Regions from separate parts of the Mus musculus genome. Here all the other regions are linked to region 2. The links are chromatin loops, found by intact Hi-C in ENCODE. Cell type or tissue: heart. All regions are shown on one strand.

What was found. A loop is a pair of places that touch in the nucleus more often than their neighbours do. Peaks named below come from ENCODE experiments on the same cell type or tissue, not always from the same donor. Only the 100,000 strongest peaks of a DNase experiment are listed, where the experiment ranks them.
Region 1: it touches region 2 in a loop (2.2-fold over the local background); 9 of 42 quality-filtered maps call a loop at or near these places.
Region 3: it touches region 2 in a loop (3-fold over the local background); 15 of 42 quality-filtered maps call a loop at or near these places.

What each region holds. Positions count from the first base shown.
Region 1 is chr11:76,941,414-76,949,413 of GRCm38, reverse strand. Blmh (bleomycin hydrolase) reads right to left here and starts at 3,758. Exons shown (of 12, transcript NM_178645.4): 1 at 3,521-3,758; 2 at 2,975-3,172. The coding sequence starts at 3,533. In heart, no CTCF peak of the experiment used is centred here; a DNase peak (open chromatin) is centred at 3,733; H3K4me3 peaks cover 1,989 bases; H3K27ac peaks cover 1,433 bases.
Region 2 is chr11:76,890,458-76,898,457 of GRCm38, reverse strand. It overlaps a transcript of Tmigd1 not described here. Among named protein-coding and RNA genes, the nearest start is that of Tmigd1, 7.7 kb to the left of the region's middle. In heart, CTCF peaks have their summits at 3,984 (motif pointing right) and 4,746 (motif pointing left); DNase peaks (open chromatin) are centred at 4,047 and 4,707; H3K27ac peaks cover 1,678 bases.
Region 3 is chr11:76,805,634-76,813,633 of GRCm38, reverse strand. Cpd (carboxypeptidase D) reads left to right here. Exons shown (of 21, transcript NM_007754.2): 4 at 1-151; 5 at 903-1,252; 6 at 1,748-1,939; 7 at 4,757-4,924; 8 at 7,549-7,658. Among named protein-coding and RNA genes, the nearest start is that of Cpd, 37 kb to the left of the region's middle. In heart, a CTCF peak has its summit at 2,311; a DNase peak (open chromatin) is centred at 3,983.

The DNA.
Region 1 (8,000 bases), 51 kb before region 2:
TAGAGTACATGATGTCCAAAAGGACACAGAGGGTAAAGACACTTTGTTTTTTTTTTTTTTTAAGTTCTTCATAAGACATTATTAGTAAGGTGGGGAAAAGTTTTCTTCTTGACAGTGCTGAAACTGGTGAGAACTTGGAAAAATAAGCATCCTGCTCCTGGACAGAGAGCTAAGGAGATACAGTCACCTGAGCTTGATATGAGAACAAAACCTTAGTTTGGGGCTGGAGAGATGGCTCAGTGGTTAAAAGCACTGACTGCTCTTCCAGAGGTCCTGAGTTCAATTCCCAGCAACCACATGGTGACTCACAACCATCTGTAATGGGATTTGATGCCCTCTTCTGGTGTGTGTGAGTACAGCTACAGTGTACTCATATACATAAAATAAATAAGTCTTTTTTTAAAAAAAACTTAATTTGGAATGAACAAAAACCTTAAATTGGAATAGCACTCATCCTACAGTGAGTGCTAAGCTTAGCATAAGCTATTTTCTCAATAATGAGTTGTTGCATTTTAAAGGAGGTATTTAACTAACTGGGTTATATAAACATTTAAAGACAAATGATAAGTTTGGAAGGAAGGAAACAGGAGGATCACTTCAGCCAAAGAGTTAAAATATGATAATTTAAAAATTGAGACATAAATTTTAAAAACAAAACAAAGCAAACAACCAAGTACTTTCTTCTTAAAAATCATGGTAAGGACAACAAAGTCATGCTGAGAAGTACCACTGTTCCAGGATGGAGATGCTGCTCAGTTGGCAGAATGCTTACCTAGCATGCAATAAACCCTGGATTCATCCTCAGCACTGCATAAGCTAGACAGGGCAGTACATGCCTGTGATCCCAACACTGGGAAGTGGAGGCAGGAGGAGGCTATGCCACAGAAGGGCTGTTTCTCTACCTTCCCACTCAGTTTCACAGCTCTACACCCTTCATATGCCCCTGGCCACCAGAATCTCTGCTATCCTTAGATCCTAATGTTCAACCACAACACACCACCATTCCTCCATTTAGTATGTTCCTGATACAACAAAGTTCTAACCGCATACATGATGGCGTCCCTGAAGATTTTATGACAAGCATTAAGAACATAATCATCTTTTCATTTGCCCCTGTAAATGCATAGTCAGAGCTTCTGCAATTTACCGCTTTCTATATCCACTTGAGTTTTTAAAGGTCTACTTCCAATGACACCCACCACTAAGTGAGGTCATGTCTTTAGGACATTCAAGTATTTTGACTTTCAAAACAGAGGAATCTAACCCCTGTAAGCATTCCACACTAGTGAAGACTAGGGTAACTCCAGAGTGCCGCCTTTAACAAAGCATAGCTGCACTGCAGGAGAGGCTAGAAAACGCTGAGAGCCTCTGTGAGGCCTTGGATTAAGGGTAGCACTCTCCTGGAGGAAAATTTAAAGGGAAAATTTTGACATACTTGGATATAATATTTTCACAGACATGAAACCATGTCTACAACACATGGTCAAATGAGAAGGTTTATAAAAGGCACACATAAAAATTCTTAGTTTGCTCTTATATGAAGAGCACTCATACAGAGGATAAAGACTTGATGGATAAACAGAAAAAAACACCTCCCTCCTGGTAGGCTACAGATTTTCTACACTGAACAAAAGTGATTTTGTAACAAAGAAAAAAATTAAATTGTGTTTTTTAATAGAGTAATTTTTGTTTTAGGCTTATCTGTACACTGCCTCTCTCCTGCACACCATTCCTATTTCTGCTACTTCTTGGTGAGCTATTTAGATGAATATTTCACAGAAGTATATTACATCACCCATGTACTATGCTCATGTTCTACTAGTATTTGGAGTAACATGATCTATCACATAAGACCACCTGCCCGATTCCAGATTAACATTTCCAAGCTTACCCTAAGAGACTGCGATCAGGCCATGTTAAGATTATTGTGACATATTAACTAGATCATCTGACAGACCACACATCCCAAGTCCTTCTGAATGAAGGCCTGTGAGTGCTAAGTAAGAACTTTCTGCTACATAATAAGATTATTGCAAGGTCATAATTTTTTTCCTTTAAAATTTAAAAATCAAATTTTCTATGGTATAATTGACTCACAGCAAAATAATACCCATGTTAAATGTATCCTTTGAGCTTTGAATTGCCTTAAGTAGCAATAACATATTTTCTGTCAATACACATAGACTTGGAGTAGTTTCCAAATAAGGGGAAAAAAAATGCAAGGTCCCTTTGGTTCAATTTTTTTGAGACTATTTCTCCTGTTTGGATTCCTAGATAACCAATCTCTCAGTGTAGATGTATTTTCAACAGTTGTAACTGGACAGCAGACAGCAAAACAACAATTCTCAGCCAGCAAGGAATGAGAACTCAAAATACTACAAAGTAACTACTGACAGGAACTATGAGAATAGCAACTCCAGCTGCAACCACAGAGCATATTTAAAAATAGCCGGTTACAATCTGTTGTAATCACTTTATGTTTTTTTCTATTTTATACATTTGGACTTTAGGGCAATTCTGGGACATCTCCTATGGTATGGATATTTTTCCATTAATTATTAATTATTTGGCACAGGCCAAATCTGTTAGTACATAGCTCATCTTTTGCTTTAGGTTTATCTGTCTGCAACTTGATAAGCTGTTTCTCTCTTCTGCTACTTCTAGATGAACTGTTAAGATTAAAACTGCACGAGAACAAACCGCACACATCCAACATCACATAATATCAAAACATGATGATATGCATTCAAAGACCACCATCTGTCACGTTAGGAAACAAACTAAATGCTAATAGGCCACAGAACACTGAAGCCACCACACAGGTGATGTTCTTGGGCCTGCCCTTTTCTAGTGCCTATTCTCTGGCTTACTACAAGTTCTGTCAATGCTACAAAGCTCTGTTATCCCAGGGCCATTTTTAGGACAACAAAATGTGCTGCTGTCAATAAAGTAGGCAAGAAGTCGTAGACCTCACCAGAGCTCTTCTGGTTGGTGACTGGCTTGCCTTCCTGAGGCACAACGTGTTGAAACACATGCTGAGCACCCTGGACCGTGGCCCTCCTCAGACATATGTCCAGCAGATCGTGGGTGGTCCCGACATTCTGGGCAAGTACGAACTGAGGGTCAGAATTTAGTTTCTGGATCAAAGCAGATACCTTCTCCGAATTTAGTCCTGTGGGAAGATCAAACGCCATTATAATTATATCCCCTCCCAAAGAGGCTGACGGGGACAGCTTTAGGATAGGGTCACCGTAGATCCTAGATTTAACTTCGCAAGAGCATCCTGCAGAGTGCTGTACCAGAAAGCCCTCTCCCGGCATCCTCCCCGCGTGATGTCGTCTCTCTCCTGGTGCTCTCCCACCCTCCCGGAGGGCTACATCCCGGCCCTCGCCTAGGTCCGTCCCCCCCTCCCCACCCACCCCCATCCCATCCCACGGCCTTTCACGCCGCCGGGCCTCACGGGTCCGCCGAGCCCGGGAGAGGACCCGGGAAAACACTCGTGGTACCAGCGGTGCCTCACCTGCGTTGTTCATGGCGCCCAAACTGCTTCGTGGAGGAAACGTTAGTTTTCAGGGTTTTCAGGTGAGCTCTGGGGTTACACTACAGTCCGCTGCCTAGCTGGCCGGACCTGGTTCTCGCACCCTAAGCGCCGGAAGAAGGAAACCCGCTCAATGGTGGCCGAGAGAAACGGGGTCCGCGGAGGGACAAAACTCCCCCCTCGCGTTGCTGAGTCAGCGCCATCGGGGCTAGCCCCGCCCGGGGGAGGGCCGACAGGGGCGGCCTTTCAGACTCTGGGGCCCGCACCTCGGCCCGGGAGCGGCAGGGCGAAGCCACCCACGATTGCAGCCCCCACTGCCAGCATTGCTCACTCTTCGCCTCGGCTGCGCCCTCCGCCATCTGTGATCCCTCTTCCTGGCTTCAAGGGCGCCCTCCCGGGATCCCAAGCTCCTAGAGGAAGGAGGCTGAGGGTTCCGTGCTGATGAACCCAGATCCCTCACTGTCTAGCATTGGGGAAACTGACGCTTAGAACTCCTTTGAGAAGCCAGAGGAGGTTTTGTGAAGTGAAAAGGAAGTAAGGGACCCAAAATTAGCCATGGGACGGCAGATCTCAAGAAATCCACCCAAAGGCTTTTCCTGTAGGCACTTAGCTGACCAATCTGTTCATCTTTTTCAATTGCAACTTGTTGCTTAGAGTCTAGTGAGAACAAAGTTCTTGTATTTGAAAGGATTTTGGAACCAATCTCTTTCCCACCCACCCATAAGCTACTACCACGGTTCTACAAATACACATCTGCTCATTTCATCTACACATTCTGGGCTTCGCAAGGCTCATGAGTGGTTCCTATTGAGCCCAGCTTGGGCTAAGGAGAATGATTACGTCAATTTTATGCTTTTTTTTTTTTTTTTTTTTTTGCTAATATCTACAAAACCTGTAAATCACACACACACACACACACACACACACACACACACAGAGTCTTCGAGATAATTAATCAGTTTTTCAAGACGGGGCGGGAGAGTCCACTGCATAATAAAATAAGTACAAATGCACACTGTAGCCTTACTATTCAGATTTTCCATGGAGCCTAAAACCTAAGTCTTAAATTGAAAATCACCCATGGTTCAGAGGAATTCTGATGTCTGGAAAGTGCCACATGCAGACAGCCATCTGTCACTTGAGAATTCAGTCTCTGTGTCCCTGAGAGACTTAGCTAAAGACCTGCAATTCGACATAGCAACCATCTCCAAGGGAGCCCATCAACTACCCTATCCTGTGGGGCTTTTTTTTTTATTTTTTCCATTTTCTGAAGAAAAAAGAAACAAGCTACAACTCATGCTGAAAGAAATCATGGGCCCTTTCACCAAATAAATAAATAAATAAACAAACAAATAAATAAACAATAAAAATGATGTTCAAACTTCCTGCCCAATTGGACTCAGCCCAAAGAATAAAATTGTATTCAACATTTGTGGTGTAACAGGTCCTCAGCAAGTTTCTGCTGATATAAAAAAAATTAAAAACTTTAATCTTGTCATCAAGAGACTCATGATGTGGGACTGGGAGATAGCCCAGCAGATAAAAGCACTTGCTGATGATCTTCCAGGGGACCCAAGTTCGGGTCCCAACACTCAAGTCAGAAAACTGTAAGTCCAGTTCCAATGGGTCCAGCCAACACTTCCTTCTGGCTACCATGGGCACTCATCCCATGTGCACACCTATACACAGAGACATACACATTCAAAACAATTAACGTGGGAAAGACATGCAACAGAACCTATGCTATCTCACAGTAGTGCTATATAAGTAGTAGCTAGCAGTGAGAGCCAGACGCTAGAAAAACAGAGGTGATAAGGCTGGGCTCAAGAGTAGAACACTTGCTTAGCGTGCACAAGGACCCTGGATTTAGCCCCCAGCCCCACAAAAAGAAAAGGGGGACAGGTGGTGATAACTTTGAAGAGTGAATGGAATTTTACGAGACAAAGAGTGAGAGAGAGGGCACTCAAGGTAACAGCAAAGGCAGGAGGCGTGGGAGCGCATGACAAGATCAGCTGTAAGCCTCCCTGCGCCACAATTTGATGTGGTTCAAAGCAAGAACTGGGATGAGATCAGAGGCAAGGCGCAGGACCAGGAAGGTGGGTTTGGGCTGGGATATAAAGGCTTTTATATGCCACACCTGAGCATCTGGACTTTATTCTATGCTTAATTAGAAGTCAAAAATAGGTTTAAACAAAGGAGCCATATTCTCAGATCTGTGCAAAGAAAGATCTGGTGGCTACGGGGAGGGGAGAGATTCTGGAGACAGGGGAATTAGTCAGAATGCTGTTATAGTAGAACACTTGGAAGATAACAACAGCCTTAATTGTGGAGCGTGAAGAAGCATGGCTAACCTCAAAGCTCTCTGTTGAACTAGAAAAGGTAACATCACTGACCAAGACCCAGCTTTTAAATACATTGGCTTTAACCCCATAGGGGATCATGAAACTGGTGGTGGGATTTGGGTTATGAAAATTTGCAACAGGGCTAAAGAGATGGCTCATCAGTTAAGAGCACTGGCTGCTCTTCCAGAGAACCTGGGTTCAATTCCCAGCAACCACATGGTGGCTCACAATCATCTGTTCCATCTCCAGGGGCCTGATGCTTTCTGGCCTCCATGGACTCTCTGATGTGGTACAAAAACATGCATACAAGTAAAACACCTGTACACATAATAAAAAAGCAACAACTAGCTGGGCGTGGTGGCGCACGCCTTTAATCCCAGCACTCGGGAGGCAGAGGCAGGCAGATTTCTGAGTTCGAGGCCACCTGGTCTATAGAGTGAGTTCCAGGACAGCCAGGGCTACACAGAGACACTCTGTCTCGAAAAACCAAAAAAAAAAAAAAAAAAAAAAAAAAGCAACAACTAAAGTTTTATTAAGTTGGCAATTGTAAAAGGTTTCTGAACATGTGATGACTAAACTTCATTCACAATTCAGCACTCGGTGAATCTGACATATGTCTGGCAACACTGAGCCTGTGTTGCCTCATCAGGCATCACTGCAGCCTGGTATGTGAGTGCAGGATATGAACACTGGCCTGTGTATACTGTCACACCAAGCAACACCAACGAGCAATGTCTGAGACACCTCAGCAATATATCATCTACATTGTCTACTACGAATTGCAGTGTTTTATTGTATATGCAAGATGCTCTTCTCTTATAAAAATATAGAGGCGTAGTTAAAAAAACATTTTAAATATGTCCCATCATCATTTTCTTCATGGAAGTGTCAAATTAGTACATGGTTAGATTTTTATTGTGTGAAAATGTTTGATTTTAAAGATTGCTGTTTGAGCTGCTGACTTGTGCTTCATATAAAAAGATCATTAGATGACCTTCAGCTTGGGATTAAGAGAGAATTCCCGACACTTTCTGACTGTTTTCATGAGATCTTCCTACCTCTGCCTGGGAGGAAAGGTACGCGTTACCATGCCTGGCTCTAGAGCAATTTCTTTTCTTTTTTTAAATATTTCAATATTGACTTGTTTGTTTATTTAAACATTTCAGCATTTTTAAATTATATTTATTTTTCTTTAATGTGCATTGGTGTTTTGCCTTCACGTATGTCTGTGCTGTGTGAGGGGTTAAGATCTTGGAGTTACAGAGAGCTGGGAACTGCCATGTAGTTGCTGGGAATTGAACCCGGGTTCCCTGGAAGAGCAGTCAGTGTTCTTAACCACTGAGCCACCTCTCCAGCCCACAGCAATTTCTAAAATGACCCTAAATGTGCTTTTCCCATTTGTCATATGTGTGCATGTGTGTGCACATGCAGACCCTCTGCACAAATGCCCTCATCTGCTAAGCCAGCTCACTGGCCAACTTCTGCCGTTTTTCATTTTCTACACTTATGCAAAGCATTACTCTCAGAGTTAGAGAGAATAAAACCAAACTATTGATCAACTCTAAGAAACGCTGAGGATGCTTTGTGCCCTGCAATATCGAGTATTCAGGCAAGATTTAATTCTTCTGTAAAGATAAATAGGCTCCTCCATCTCATTAGTATGAAATTCACCTTGGCCTTATATGCATGCCAAAGAATTGCATTAAAATAAGTTTGTGGTTTATTAGCAATCCCTTAGGGGCACATAAAAAGTACTTAAGTGACTAGGGGTTGTGTGTGGGAAAAGTTTAAGAAACACTGAACCAAGGGAGGGACCACGGAAAACTCAGCATATTTGGGGAACTCTATTTGAACCATGACAACTCTGGGGGTTCCTACAGGAAAGGAAAGACAAGAAGTCCAGGAGACATATGAAAAGTCTAGAAATAGGTAAGACACACCAGGCTGTGACCATGGAAGGTCACAGCAGACTTGAACCAAAAAGATGAGGACTGAGGTCAGCCAGTAACCTGGGCCTCAGCATATAGTTGCACAAGGTATTCAGGTCACATGGGGTTGCAGACCAGTGTAAGCTCTGTTTGCTGAGGCACATACCCTGGCCCAGGGCTGTGCCAATCAGG
Region 2 (8,000 bases):
ACTAGGAGGGCTGCCCAAACAAGTCACTGAGAATACAACTGGAGGTTATAGAATGAAAGAAAAGGGAGGACTCCGGCTGTCACACCCTAGTGATCTCAGAGCAGCTTTTGGACCACTGCAGGCCCCCACAGGGTCAATTCTTCCTCCCAGAATCCACCAGTGCCCTCTAAACTGCTTTAGGTGATTCACAGATGTGATGTACACCTAAGATTCCAGCTATTCGAGACTGAGGCAGGTGAATTGGAAGTTTGAGGCCAGTCTGGGTGGCACAGTGAGTTCAAGGCCAGCCTTGAATGCTTAGGCAAGTTAGCAAAGCCCTGTCTGAAAATGAAAGTAAGATGCAAGTCAATAGGAGAGTGTTTGCCTCCCTGGAGGCCCTGGCTTAATCCCCTGTTTAAAAAAAGTCACGTGGCCTCCAGAATTTCTAGCTTAAGCAACTTCCCATTCCCTGTTATTAGATTGCTCATCACCAAAAACTTTAGCCCTGGAATCAAGACTTGAATTGCCACAGAGCTGTAGCTCAGTGCTATTAGAGAATATGCTTGATTCATGCCCTAGGACCAATAACAAACAACAACGAAAGCATGAAACAGAGACGTGAGGCTAGAGGGATGTTCAGCTTTTAAGAGCATTCGTTACTCTTTCAGAAGATGGGCATTCAGTACACAGCGCCCACATGGTGGCTTATAATTGTCTGTAATTTCAGTTCTAATGAATCCATTGCCCTCTTTTGGCCTCTGTGAGCACCAGGCATGTACATGGTACACATACATACATGAAGGCAAAACACTCATACACATAAAATAAAAGTAAATAAATCTTTAAGCCCCACCCCCAAATCCCTGTCTCAGGTTTCCAGAATTAGCAAGTGAAAATATAGAACACCCCCACACACTGGATATAAACTTTAGGTAAATAATACTTTGTAAACGCAGATATGTCCAGTACTATGATTAATGTGGTAGGTCATGAGAAAGTAACACTTGGCTATAAATACACCAACACTTAAAAAAAAAACAAAAAACAAAACATTGTTTCTCCAAAATGCAAATGTAGCTAGGCTCTTAATGTGACTTCCTGAACTACTATAAAATAGCCCAGAGCATTGGGAAAGCTGCCAAATCTGTATGCTGTGAGTGTGTGTGTGTGTATGTGTGTGTGTGAGAGAGAGAGAGAGAGAGAGACAGAAAGACAGACAGACAGACAGACAGACAGAGAGTCTCTCCCTCTCTGTGTGTATGTGTGTTCAGGTCGGTCTGGTACTGCTATGTATTCAGATACTTAACACTGGCCCCCAAGATCTGGTTGCAGTCCAGACAAACACATTCTCACATACACAAAGATGATGTTGTGTAAACTTTGCTCATTTTTATTCTCTGACTGGTTAAATAAAAGTGTGAGGTAGAAACTTAAGGGTTCTTTGGAGAGTCAGTTGTGTTGGATAGTGCTTTGCTGGGGTAAACGCGTGAAGGAGTGTTTTCCTGAAGTGGACACAGGTGAAAGGCTAAGGCAGGGACTCGTGAAGAAACATTTTGTTGAAGCAGTCACAAGTGAAAGGATGTTCTGCTAAAGCAAGCACGCGAAAAGATTCTTCGCTAACGACAGATATGTATTGGTCCTGTATTTGAGCTCCATTTGTCAGGACTTCATAGAGAGAAATGCACCAAAAAACTTTGGGTGGTGTGCCTTGTCGCTTCCAAGGACTCTGGCTGATTGGCGGTGTGATGTCAGCTGAAGCAAGACTCTGAGCTGAGGCTGAGCTTGGCTTGCTTAATAGAGCTAGCTGTACAACACTTGATGATCTTCACTGATCTTCACTTCGATGAGAGAGGCACAGCTGGGAACTTATCTTGGCATTCCTGCTGGTCCCTCCTATTAACTTGTTTCCAGGCTGAGGCCCGGCCGGCTGTCTCTACTAGGAATGCCACCGCTGCTGATTTGTGTTTACAATCCCAACTCGACTGAACTAGACTGCTGGTATAGCCCATAAAGTGTTTGTGAATGAATCAAGCTGCTGCTATTGACCCATGAACAACACTGCCAATATCCTGACAGCATAGATGGGAGTTGCTTCAAAGAACCATCTCTAAACAAGTCCACTAACACCCCCCATCCTGTCTTTTCCACTATCTCTGGTGGGTGATGGGCTAAAAGAGAGGTTAAAACGTTTAAGAACCATCATTAAAAATAAATTTTAAGGCTGGGCAGTGGTGGCCCAATGCCTTTAATCCCAGCACTTGGGAGGCAGAGGCAGGCAGATTTCTGAGTTCGAAGCCAGCCTGGTCTACAGAGTGAGTTCCAGGACAGCCAGGGCTACACAGAGAAACCCCCATCTCAAAAAACAAATAAACAAACATAAAAAGTTAAAAAGATTTGTTTTAATTAAAAAAAATTACAAAAGCAACTGATAGCTACTTAATGGGGAGAATAGAGGTAGATGGGGCTTCAGTTCCAGGCTGGGGATCTCAGGTAGTGACCAGGAGGGGGAAGGGAAGAGGAAGGGGGAGGGGGAGTAGGAGGGGGAGAGGGAGAGGGAGAGAAGATGGAGAGAGTGGGAGGTCCAGGATGGAGATGGGATGGACCAGGATCACATGGCTGAGAGACGCACACCCTGAGGACAGCTGGAAAACAGCCAGCTTAGCATAGAAAAATCGCTTAGGGGTAATCACCACTCAGTAACTCTGCTAAAGCTGATTAAATAAGTTGATAAGACTCTGCCTGAGTTATTGGGGGGCTCGATGGGTCACACTAAGAACTAATAGTTATTAAATAACTAACAACAACATGTGTGCGTGTGTGTGTGTGTGTGTGTGTGGTGTGGTATGTACATTTTCCTACGGAGATGGCCTCTCAACCTGAGATGAACAGACTTAGACATCATCTTACCCTCCAGTTTACTATACCAAAACCAAAATCAGTTCCTCCCATCCATCCCATCACTTTCTTCCTCTTTCCCTCTATGAATTTTGAATCTGAAGTGTGGCTGAGAACTGGCTTTTACTGGGTACCTGTCTCTTGCTGACCCATTCCTTCCTTGCTTCCACTTAAAAGGTATCCATGGTAGTTGCCATTTCACAGGCAAGGATGGTAGGTTTAATGGGCCTTGAGTTAAAGAGGACAAAACTAAGAAAGGGCGTGGCTCCCTGGTGGATCGATTGCTCCCCTAGCATGCATAAAGTCTAGGTTTTATCTCCAATATAAAAACAAAAAAACAGCAAAACCAGACCAGAAAACAAAAATACTGGTAACCCAGAAACCCAACTATACATGTTCCCAAGATATCTGTGCCCTGACCAAATCTCCTCCCTCCAGTTCATAGCATAGTAGTAACGGTGCCATTCTGATTTTATCTTTTTCCCCTCTGTGTGTATGTGTGTGTCTGTGATATATGCTTGTATGCATACACATGTACGTGCATGTGTTGAGACTATGTGTCAATATCTGGTATCTTTCTCTGTTACACTTCACCTGTTACTTTGTTTCGTTTTTAAGATAAGGTCTCCCTATGTAGCCATGGCTGGCCTAGAACTCACTGTATAGACCAGGCTGACCTCTAACTCATAAAGACCCATCTGTGTCTGACTCCCCAGGACTGGGATGAAATGCGTGTATCACTACACCAAGCTTTGCCCTGTTTTTTGAGTCAGCATTTCTTAATGAATCTAGAGCTCACAATTTTGGCTAGATTAGCTGGTCAACGAGCCCCCAGATATACCTTTCTCCTCACCCCACACATCCCTTGGGTGCACTCTGACACATCTGGTTTTGACCTGGGCACTGGAATCTAGACTTAGGCCCTCACAGTTGTGTATCAAGCCCTTCACCCACCCATGCATCTCCCTGGTCCCTTTATCTTATCGTTGACACAGGATCTCGCTATGTAACTCAGACTAGCTTCAAACTCCAAACCTGCTCCAGTCTCCATACTCTTCCTGCATTTGAAGACAAGGTTAAGAACCAAAGTAGGTGACCTTTGTGAGTGACCACTAGGGGTCACTTCGCACCCACAATGTTCTGGAGCTAGGGTTGAGATCCATCCTCACAGGCCAGTTACTGACAGGACTGGCCTACTCTGATCCAGCGGGGAAGGGATAAGTGGGAAGGAGATGGGGAAGGAAAGATGGGGACTTGAGGGGGAAGAGGCTGGGATACAGAGAGAGCAATGCAGGATGACATGAGTCCCTTAGGACAATGCCTTCTATTATCCGTGTGGATGACTGAAATGGAAAGAGAATTCTAAGACTTCCTCATCCAAAAAGGGAGAGGAAGTGGTGGTGGCACCCCCAAACAAGACGGTCCACCAACTGCCTCACCTGCAAAGTCTACTTTCCTTCTCAGTGGTCCGGCCTCAGAACTGACTGGCGCAAGCTAATGGAGCCTCAGCTTCAGGTACTATCATTTGCACAGACCTCTTTAAAGGCCCTCGCCATTAATCACTAAATGTTTGGAATCTGGTACTCTTTTCCTTAAAGGGGCCTCTCCATTAGAAGCATCAAGCCCCACGGGTCCTGGCTTTAGCCCCCACTGGCTCCAGTACAGAGGTTTGAAAGGGAGAGGAAAAGGAGGCCAGGGGTTCCAAAGGGAAGTACCCGCCCCAAGACTAACAAGGGAGGGGCTTCCTGTGGGGGTCGAGGGTTCATTCAAGGGCCAAAGACCCCAGCAGCTACTTCACTGCCAAGGGCTGATGAATTATGGGGCCATCAGAGGTGAGGGAGTCCTCCTCCTGCTGGCCTGAAGGTTCCTGTGGCTGGCAGCAGTTTGCCTGAATCTTTACAGACAGGCCTGCCCCATCCTGTTAGCTGTTTCCTGAATAAACAATAGTCTTGCCAACCATTGTGTCGATTTTGAAAGAAGGAGGGGGGAAAACCTCCAGAAGGAAAGTTATAGACTCCCTAAGCTGTGAACTTTGCAAAGGGATAAATGATAAACCAGGAAGCGACCTGCTTGTAGTTCCGGTATCTATCAGTCCTTGGTTAACCTCCATTTACCTTTCCCAACACCTGAGGTCACAAAATGCCCCAAATCCCATCCCACGGGATTTGAGATCTGAGTTCAAGAGCTTGGCTGCCTTGCCAATAATTTCCTTTTGCAAAACTAGTCATTTTCGAATTTGGTATACAGTGCAATGGGCAAATGGACCTGGTTCTGTGAGGAGTTTGTGGGGAATAGGGCACTATGGGGAGAGAGGAAGAGATAACATTCCCACATAACAGCTGGAGGCTGCCTCACTTGACTCCAGTGTCTCCCTGAGCCAAGGAGGAAGTGAAAGAAAAAAGAGCGGGTTCAAAAGAGGGTCCAGAGGCCCAGAGTCCACTAAATGGTCTGCCAGCTTTGGAGACTCCACCCCTAACAGGGTGCTCTCTGCTACAGCTTCAATAAACACCTGTCTCACCTTTTCTGTCTTTACTTCCTTTGTCCTTGGGCCTTCAACACTTTGTCCGCCTCTGGAGAGACCTAGGATATCTGGCAAGGCAGCCATGGCTCTTGGTACCATTCCATAACAAGATGGACAGTTCTGTTTGGGAGCCGTGATGGGTTCAGGGATCAAAGTTCAAGCAATATGCACAAGGCTAGGGGCAGATGACATGAGGAACCAAGGGGCTCTCTGGTTTTTAAATGAACCACAGTGGTGGAACCCGACTGGTCCCAGCAGCTGAAAGACACTGCTCAGAACTGCCTGCTTCTCTCCCAACTCCACATCCAGTGATTTTAATCAGGGACTTAAAATTGGCCAAGGTGAAAGTATTTATATAATCGAAACTGGAAACCACCACAAATCCAGGCCCTCCTCTCCAGAACTGTCAGACATTTACCAGATTGTTGTGCCACCTCTAGCACACCTAGCACCCAAACTGCCAGCAGTCTCCGTATTTGTCTATGCATGGGCACACAGAGAGCATCTGCATGTGCTCCCCATTACAGTCAGCAAGCTTCCTTGTTCTGTTACGCAGACATTTTAAGTACTTCCCTCCTTATTACATCCAGATCCCAGATAGTTATCCAATTTCTTTCCTTTATAATCTGTAATTGCCCTTGTATCATTTTTGGAGGGTGCCCTTGACCTAGGGACTACGTGCCCTACGTGCAAAACCTTCTGTGGCAATAATCCAGTCAGGATAGCGAATTACCCTGTCTTTGCACAAGTGAGTTAATATAGAGACCACCACTGACTAACACAGTATCATTCAAATGGAAACTGGGTCATAATTTGCTGTCTAGGCTCCTTTGCAATGGTAGAGACGGCTGCATTGGCCTCAGCCCTGATTGGCACATCATCTACCAAGCTCCACCCCATGTCCTGACTAGTGTTCTTCCAAAGAGCTCAAAGTTCTTGCGGAGTCCCCACATCCTGTCCCTCTAGGGCACTGAGGAGTTTTACCTGAGCATCTTTGTATCAGGAGCAGGCAAAGAGAAGTCACCTGGTCTGCTCAGGCCAGCCCCAATGATGGCTATCTCAGCATGAAGACCATTAGCTTCAAGATAAAACATGGGAAAATAGGCAGGAGGAAATGGCCACCCACATGCCCACTTCCTGCCGAGTACTGCCATAATACATAATTTGAGGTACTAGAGGTATTCAGTGGTACAATATTTGACTAGCATATGCAAATAAGTCATCACACACACACACACACACACACACACACACACACACACACACACACCAGGAGGATAGGGGAACAGTGCTGGCTATAAGGGTACACCTCTGTAATCCCCACTGTAATTGGAGGTTTAGACAAGAGGATCTTATGTTCAAAGCCAGTCTGAGTGACGTAGTGACACCCTGTCTCAGTAAACTAAAAAAACAAAACAAAACAAAACAAAATCCCACCATACAGCTCAAAAATAGTTGATTTAAAATTTTAAAACTTTAAGTCAAGTTGCACAACAAGACTTATAAGAAAAAAACCCTGACATGCTTCTGTCTGCAGCTCCCTTCTTCTAAACCTGTCCGCCAAAGCATCTCTGTGTAAGATTCTTAACTTCACTCTATAGGTCACTATCTTCAAGGTGGATTACTGCAATAATGAGTACAGTCACTTCATTTGGTTTCCGTGGTATACTTATGTCTAGAACAGTGGTTAGCACATGGTTAATATCTGTTGAAACCACACTCTCCCCTCCCATCTGTGCTGAGGTTTGAACCCAGTGCTCTAAGCTTCGCTTCCAGGCCTAATCGCTTTTTGACTTACTCATTGGCCTTCAGCTTCGTGAGACCACATTTCCATCTTAGGTCTCCAACTGCTTCAAGGTTCTGCCAAGGTTTATTAGTTCTCTGCGATGCCGTTTATGCCTTTGTTTCTTCTACCACAACTACAGATGATATCTCTGGAGTCTTAAGATTAAGATTTTTGATTTCTGAGCCAATCCGCCTGACTCAAGAGTCCACGCCCTTCCACTCTACACTGAACATCCCACAGGGATCACTTCTGGGCCAGAGTTCCTCTGCATAATTAGAGGAGACATTTTACAACAATGGCCAGTGGGAATGGAGTGTGGACTAGAGACATTCGTGGGCTGGCACCTCTCAAGAAAGAGCAGATGGAAGGTGATAGACGGGACCCTTGCTAGTTTATTAAATTATGGTCAAGTGTTAGGGTTGGGGCTGCAATTCAGTGGTAGAGCATTTCCTCATGCATGGCGTTCTGGGTTCAGTTTTCAGCACTGCATTAAGCAGAGCTCAGAGGCATCTGGAAAATGTATATGCCCTCAGCCCAAGGCCTGGATACATAGCTTAGCATAGAGCATTGGCCTAGCATGTAGAAGGCTTTGTTTGTTTGTTTGTTTGTTTGTTTGTTTGTTTTAAAGAGTTAAGAAGATAGTAAAGGTACCTGCCACCACGTCTGATGACCTGAGTTTGGTCCCCGGAATCTACATGGTAGAAGTTAAGAACCAACTGCTCTGACCCCTATTTTCCCACACAACACATATTACACACACACACACACACACACACACACACAAGCGTTTTTAAATGTAACTTTAAAAAGCTCAGATTT
Region 3 (8,000 bases), 85 kb after region 2:
GATTTGTTAAAGATTCCGTAACAGGCTCTGGGTTAGAGAACGCAACCATTTCAGTGGCTGGTATTAATCATAACATCACAACGGGAAGATTTGGTGATTTCCACAGATTACTTGTTCCTGGAACTTACAATCTTACGGCGCTTTCAACTGGGTAAAAGTTTAAGCTAGATCCTTAATTACAGTGCCAAGCCTCTCTTTAGATGTAGGATTGTCTAAGTGCTTCTCACTGAATGGGGCTTCTGTTTTTATGAGAAAGTACTATCACTGAAGTGTTTTGTCCTGTAGTCTAACAGTGTGAGGCATACTTGGAACACTAGGAGGAAGAAAGATTATAAAAGCTTTACAAAAGGTTCCGCCGTTGGAAGCATTGCCTCAGCTAGTTGAATCAGGTAGAAGCAGCCTAGGGCTCCATAGATGGAGTTGGACGACCTGTCTTCCCAGCTTTCCAGTACATTAAAGCAGTGGGTTTCATCGGTGCAAACCTTTCTGCACACTCATGTAATGAGGATTTTATTGATAACCTTTCATTCTGAGCTTTGTAATGGGAGGGAAGAGGGATGCTAATCTGATAAGGTGAGGCAAAGATGGGTAACACATGCCTTGAACATCACAGCAGCAGTTAGCTTGCCTGCCCCTTTGAATATCACAGTAACATTTTTGGCAAAACTCTAGTGTGAGATACACAGGAAGTTTGTGAAAGAAATAACTCTTTAAAGACTTAATCCAAGATTTTCTGTGAAGTAACATTCTAAGATGGCTAAATTTATACAGTTGTCTTAGCTTACATTTTGGGTTTTGACAGATCACTAACTGCAGGAGTATGAGAAAAGGTCATAGTGTTTCTATAATGTTAAAGCATCATGAGTCTTAATTTCAAGCCACCTCCCTTTCCAATTTTTAAGGTATATGCCATTGACCATTAATAATATAATGGTGAAAGAAGGGCCAGCTACAGAGATGGATTTCTCCCTTCGGCCAACTGTGATGTCAGTAATGCCTGGTTCAACTGAGGCTGTAACAACTCCTGGCACAGTTGCTGTTCCTAATATCCCTCCTGGAACACCATCCTCCCATCAGCCAATTCAGCCTAAAGACTTTCACCACCACCATTTTCCCGACATGGAAATCTTCTTGAGAAGATTTGCCAATGAATATCCTAATATCACCCGTCTTTATTCTCTGGGGAAATCCGTAGAGTCAAGAGAACTGTATGTGATGGAGATATCTGATAACCCAGGTGTCCATGAACCAGGTAACTGCATGGCTTCACGTGATCTCAGTAGTGCCTCTCAAAGCTAGTGTGTATCCCTGTGCTTTGTCCAGAAATGTCATCTGTATGCTGTGTAACTTCCATTAAAAATACCTAGTCAAAAAAGAACATGGGGCTCTGTTTCTAGTCTGTTTCCAGAAGAGAAAAATCAATTTGGTAATCCACATTTCCATGGTATTTAGTATGTTCAGAGATTGAATTCATTTAGCTGAGTTCAGTTTGGCATGTGGATATACATATATGAGTATTACCAGTCTGTCTGTGTATCTATAAGATATGCAGACATATTTTCTTTGAGCCTGCTCAGACATGTGTACTGATTAAAAGATCCTTTGTTTATGAAGTTTTTTTATGTTGGGAAGTACATGTTTACTTAATATTTTGGTTTGGAACATATATATATATTAATTAGGGGGAAAAGCAGAGTCCGTTTTACCTGAAAAGGAAAAAGTCATCTGTGTAATTATTTTGTTTCAGGTGAACCAGAATTTAAGTATATTGGAAATATGCATGGAAATGAAGTGGTTGGAAGAGAGCTGCTATTGAATCTCATTGAATACCTCTGCAAGAATTTTGGAACAGACCCTGAAGTAACAGATTTGGTTCGCAGCACAAGAATTCACCTTATGCCATCCATGAATCCTGATGGATATGAAAAGTCCCAGGAAGGTAAAGAAGAGACAGCCTAATATGTTGGTTGTTGTATAATGTCGTCATTTGGAAGAGAGATGATATTGAACTTTTTTATTCTGCTGATTTATTAATGTTTTAGCTTTTATGTACTTAGAAAATAGGGCAGACTTTTCAATACATGATGAAGCACATATATATATGTATGTATGTGTATATATGTATGTATGTATATAGTGTGTGTGTGTGTGTGTGTGTGTACTATATGTACACATGTACATGTGTAGAAGGCAGAGGTTGATGTTGAGTTCTTATTCAGGTGCTCTCCACCTTATTTTTGAGAACCCAGAGTTTGATTCAGCTGACTTGCCGGTCAGTGAACTCCAGGAATCTGCCCAACTCTGCCCCCTAGCCCTGGAGTTGCAGATGCACATTACAGTGCCTAGCTGTTTACTGTTTGAACTTTATGCTTGCATAGCACTTTACCAACTGAGCCATCTCTCCAGCCTTTCATTAAGATGTGTGTTCCTTGTTTGATTTTGCGTTTCTGTAGTGGTTATTTGTCTTCTTCGGTGTTCTCTAGAGGTACAGAACTGATAGAGAGTGTATGTATGTAAAACCATAAAAAGGGGTTCATCAATCAGATTGATGTATGTGCTTAGAAGCGAGGTAGTTCAATAATGAAGCCCTATAGTGGACCGTCTATACGTGCAAAGAACATGGTAGCTGTTCAGAACAAGAAACAGGAAGCCTGGAAACAAGGATTCAGCGGTGCTGTCCAAGGCTGAGCCCTGGCAGCTACCCGAAGTCACTGATACCAGTCCCCAGGGAAAGTCTTGAAGATGCTGGAGCCTGATTGGTGACAGTAGCAGTGGTTGCACTTGCTCTGGAAGAATGGAGCTGGCAGGCACTAGCTGGCCGCCTCCTCCATGTAGTTTTGTTCTGTCTGGGTCCCAAGCCTATTAGAGGGTAGTACACATGTTCAGGACCAGTCTTTCTTTCCCTCTTCCTCACAATTGTCTGTAACTCCAGTTCCAGGGGATCTGATACCCTCATACAGACATAATTGCAGGCAAGACAACAATGCACTTAAAAATAAGTAAATCTGTTTTTAAAAAAATGATCAATGTTTTTCCATCATACTATTCTAGATGTAAAATACCTTAAAGGTATACCCCCATAGAGTGCTTTACTAATCTTGTGGTGTCTCTATCCAATCAAGTTGACAAGTAAGACTAACCAATTTATTAAAAATAATGGAAGATTTTTTCATAAACTGTTTCATTTTAACAGTAGTTTTTATTAAACTATTATATGTGTAACCTTATTTATCACTGGAAAGTCAAAACAGATAATATTTGAAGCCAGTGGCTTCTGTACTCATCCATATTCCATCCATGCTAAGTTACTGCTTTTTCTTTTTCCTGCCTCCCCTAGGCAAGCCCATCTCTCCTGAGGCAATGCTGAAAGGGCTGGGAGGACGGGTTTACACAGGTCACCTTCTACAGAACCCTAGAGAGTAAGAATCCACCTTTTCCCAGCCCATGATTCCATAGGGAATTTTTAAATATTTTTCCCTATAAAGGTTTGATAACTTTCATCTATAATAAACTGATAATGGGTAGATTAACAGGGAAAATTAAGTTATTTATATTCAGAAACATGAGAATCATACAGGTGTAAGTCTCAGAGGAGAACTAGTTGAAATATATATATACACCTAAGCTTGGGGGTTAGGTCTGGCTGGAGAGAGGTGGTTATGGGATATGGGAGGTTGAGGGAGAGTGTTCACTGCCAGCACAGGTCGTTCTGTCATGCAGATAAAGTCTGTCAGCTGACAACTGTCTATGGTCATCTCTGTACCAGGTGTCAGATCCCCAGTCTCTATTTCAGGTATGCCTTTCCAAGGCACAAAGTAGGGTATCAGGCAGAAAAGCTTTCTTTTTATAAAAGGACAGCTTTGCAGAGCTATTCCTGTCTCTGCAGTTAACTGTAGCCAACTTGAAATACGTCCAAGCAATCTGTTTACTCTCCCTCAGCTGCTCCTAGCAGTGATCCCTCTGCAGTGATCCCTGTGAGTGGAACAGACTTCACAGTGTGAACATCCACACAGGATGGGGCAGCTCACACTGAGCTGACCCTGGGGCTCCCATTCACACAGCTCAGGTTGATCCTTACTGTGTTCAGGCTCTTGCTCCTCACTGTTGCCAGCATCGCAGATCCCTCCTGCCACCTCTAACCCTTCTGAAAGGGGGAGCCAAGTACCACGAGGGAGCCCTCCAGTGGGCCCTCCCCTCACTTGCCATTCTTCTCTCTAGTATGACAGTAATTTCGCTCTCACTCATGTAAGAGTCTACACAGTTAAGCTTGAGTTGAACTTTTTTCCTCTATTGGGTTAAATGCCCAACCGTGTTCTCTACTGACTTTACCTTTTTGTAATAATTTTAATGTCAGCACAGCACAGTTTTCTTTTTGTTGGTCTGTTTTCTCATGATGAAGCCCACCAACTTAAGGGTTGCTTATGCCATCATGTGTGTATTATAACATTTGAACAATGCCTTAGTATCATTTATATAATTAATTTTTTTTCTCTCAAAGGATACATAGAGGGCAGACACTAGAGAGAGATGATTTTACCACTTTGCTTTAAAGATCTGTAAGAGAGGTTACTTTTTTTTTTTTTTTTTTTTACAATACACAATGTACCCAAAAAAGGGGTTGGGGGAGCTGTAATTCACTCATTGGGATTGGTAGCAGTGAGCCTGAGGTGCTTGCATGTTAAGGTGGCTGACATTGTCTGTGTTATATTAAAACATAGTAAAAAGCTACCTTAAACCTTAATCTTTTATCCTGCAGGAGATTCGATCAGTGTAGTTGGCAGAAACAACAGCAACAACTTTGACCTAAACCGGAATTTCCCAGACCAGTTTGTTCCAATCACAGAACCTACCCAACCAGAAACTATCGCTGTGATGAGCTGGGTGAAGGCCTACCCGTTTGTGCTGTCAGCCAATCTGCACGGGGGTATGTACGGCAGCTCCTGTGCCACTGAGTTCATCTTGTTGAGAGCATTTGAAAATCCTGCTGAAATTGTGTCTGCTTGTATGAAGTCCTAGGCTTCCTTCAAGTGAGTCCTCTATCACCGCCTCTGTGACAGAGAACAGTTAAACCTTCTCTTCCCTTTAGGCCGATTTCCTGGCTCTCCCCTCCCTTCCCCACTCATTCTTTCTTTCGTTCCTTTTTTTTTCTTTTTTTCTTTTCAGTTGTTGTTCCTTTAGACATGTCCTCACCAGGTACCCGGGCAGGCCTAGAGCTCACTGTGCAGACCACACTGGCCCTGCCTTGCAGGGGTCTTTAGGGATCTTCCTCCTGCCTCTGCCTTCTCCCGTGCCCTTTCTCCTTCTTCCCTTTTTCCTTCCTTTTAAATTTTAATGTTATTTATTATTATGCATATACAGTGTGTGTGTGTGTGTGTGTGTGTGTGTGTGTGTGTGTGTGTGTGTGTGTACATGCCATGACATGTGTGTAGAGGTCAGAAGACACCTTTCAGAAGTCAGCTCTCTCTTCCCACTGGATTTCAGGATCTAATTGAGATTTGTGGATTTACCCACAAGTACTTTTCTTCCACTAAACCATCTCTCCCTCTTCTTCCCACTTCCTGCCTTCCCTTTTCTTGCTTTTCTCTTTTTCATATCACTCTTTCTGTAATAGTTCTTCAAGTGTTTCATCTTTATTTGTTATAGTGTTAACTAGGTACTGTACACTTTGTTATCATAAAGATCAAACATATTCTCTTATCTTCTATTTGTGCTCTCCTGCCTGAACACACACACACACACACACACACACACACACACACACACAGAGTTATTTAACTGCAGCATAATGACTTCATTCTTATTGAGGATTTGGAAATATATATGTCAGGATGACTTATCAGGAATGAGTCATTTGAACAAAATGAGAGGTCAATATTAAGAAACATCATAGGAACATATTTGAGCCAGTAGGATACCTGCCTAACATGCATGAAGCCCTGGAGTCCATGACCAGCATGTACCCTATAAACCTGGCATGGTGGCATATGCTTATAATCTCAGCACTCAGGAAAGAGAAGTAGGAGGGTCAGGAGTTCAAGGTCATCCTCAGCTACATAGTAGTTCAAGGCAGCCTAGGATACATGAGACCCTGTCTCAAAACAGATTCAAGTGAATAAGAGTGAAAGTACCAGGCTGGAGAGATGGCCCAGCAGATAAGGACACATGCCAAGTTCCATCCTCTGAACCCACATAGTGGAAGGCAGAAATGTGCTCCAGCAAATGGCCTTCTGACTTCCACACTATGCAGTAGAAAGCATAATAAGCAGACAGACAGATATAAAAGATGTGGTTCTTTAACAAACATAACTCAAAGCTTCTCCCTGATACCCACCATTGCTTTTTTTCTCTCATGCAAAGCATGCGGTGAGTGATGGCCTTTTCACACTTGAAAGCATCCCTTTCTTCACTTTGAGTCACTTCACTGTTGGTACTTCCTTAGACCATAAGACATTTTTAGGATTTTTCTGTGCAGACCAGGCTGGCTCTGCCCTTAGTTGCTTAACCTGTTTTAGAGAACACGTAATTGGCCTTGCTTAATAAATTTCATGGCGCTTTCTTCCATCTTACCTTTTCTGTTGCTGTGATAAAACACCTTGACAAACACTACCTAGGGGAGAAGGGGTTTATCTCGGCCCACAGTTCTAGGAAGCAGAGAATGGTAAGTGATTGAGCTCGGGTAGCTTCCTGGCAGTGGGGCCTAGGGAATGGTGTGCTATGCCCCAATTCTGTGGGAAAACCCAGGAGAGCTCAAGAACTTCAAAGTTTGTTGCAATTTTCGTAAGAGTCTTTTATTTTTATTACTCAGATCGCAAACCTCCCCACAGCGTAGGTCCGGAGTGGGCCCCCAAGCTCGAGTGTTTAGCTCTTATATACAGCATAGTTAGAAATTCTTTGAATGCTTAGGTTGATGAGGTAAGTGAGGTAAGTTATAACTCAGACACGATACCATTTGATAGGGTGGAATCGCGAGGATCAGAGGGGGATTAAAGATTGTCTTTTGTGGGGCTATCAGGAACTAGTTTTATGGTCAGCCAAAACTGTCTGTGACCTCTGATTACCTCTTTTCTAAGATTTAAGCGTGGGACCCTAATCTCCTTTCGTGAAGGATAGGCACAGCCGCACCTGGTTGTCTGGGAGGGTGCTAGCCTAGGTGCCACTGAAGCTGAGGAGTTTTCTCATTTGTCTCACTCAGGCTGGCACCCGTGGCTCCTTGAGTCCTCTCGAAACAGCCAGGAAGGTGGAAAGAACCCCCACCTTTGCTTCAAGGTGGGAGAGGGGCAGGGGTAGGGGGAAGCAGAGCTTCCGAGGGAAACTGCAGAGGCAAGCCGCAGAAGCAAGCCTCACTATGCTTGCTGTGGGAGAGCCTAGTGGGAAGTGGGACTTCTGCAAGAGAGTGCAGCTAGGTGCTGCCTCCTGTCACAGTTAACATAATCTCCCAGGTGGCTCTAGAGCCTATCACAAACCTTCCAGTTCTGACTGTATTGTGAAAGCCTGGTTTTGCATAGCTGATCCATTTTGAAACAGTGCCTTTTCCTGTTTTCCTTGCAGGTTCCCTGGTGGTTAACTACCCTTATGATGATAATGAGCAAGGAGTTGCCACGTACAGCAAGTCACCAGATGATGCTGTATTTCAGCAAATAGCACTTTCTTATTCCAAGGTACACTGGAAAGTTAATTCAGTAAAAACTACCTTAAAGCACTTGGGTCAGATGCTCTCTCTCGTAGCTAAGACACTCTGGGCTCCTTACTTCTTTTCTCCTCCTGTTTCTCATCTCACTTCTGAACACTATAGCTCTTTTTCCATTAGCTCTTAAACTCAGTCATGTATTTTATCTGTGGTTTTTAACTCAGCACCTGGAACAGAATGTCAGCTTGATACATATTTAGTTTATAAGCCCAATAAAGTTGGCTAAAGCAGAATTGATGCATTAAGTTAAATGTTTTTGCCATACAGCCACAACCATACTTTACAAATAGTCCATGTAGCCAGTTTTTACTAC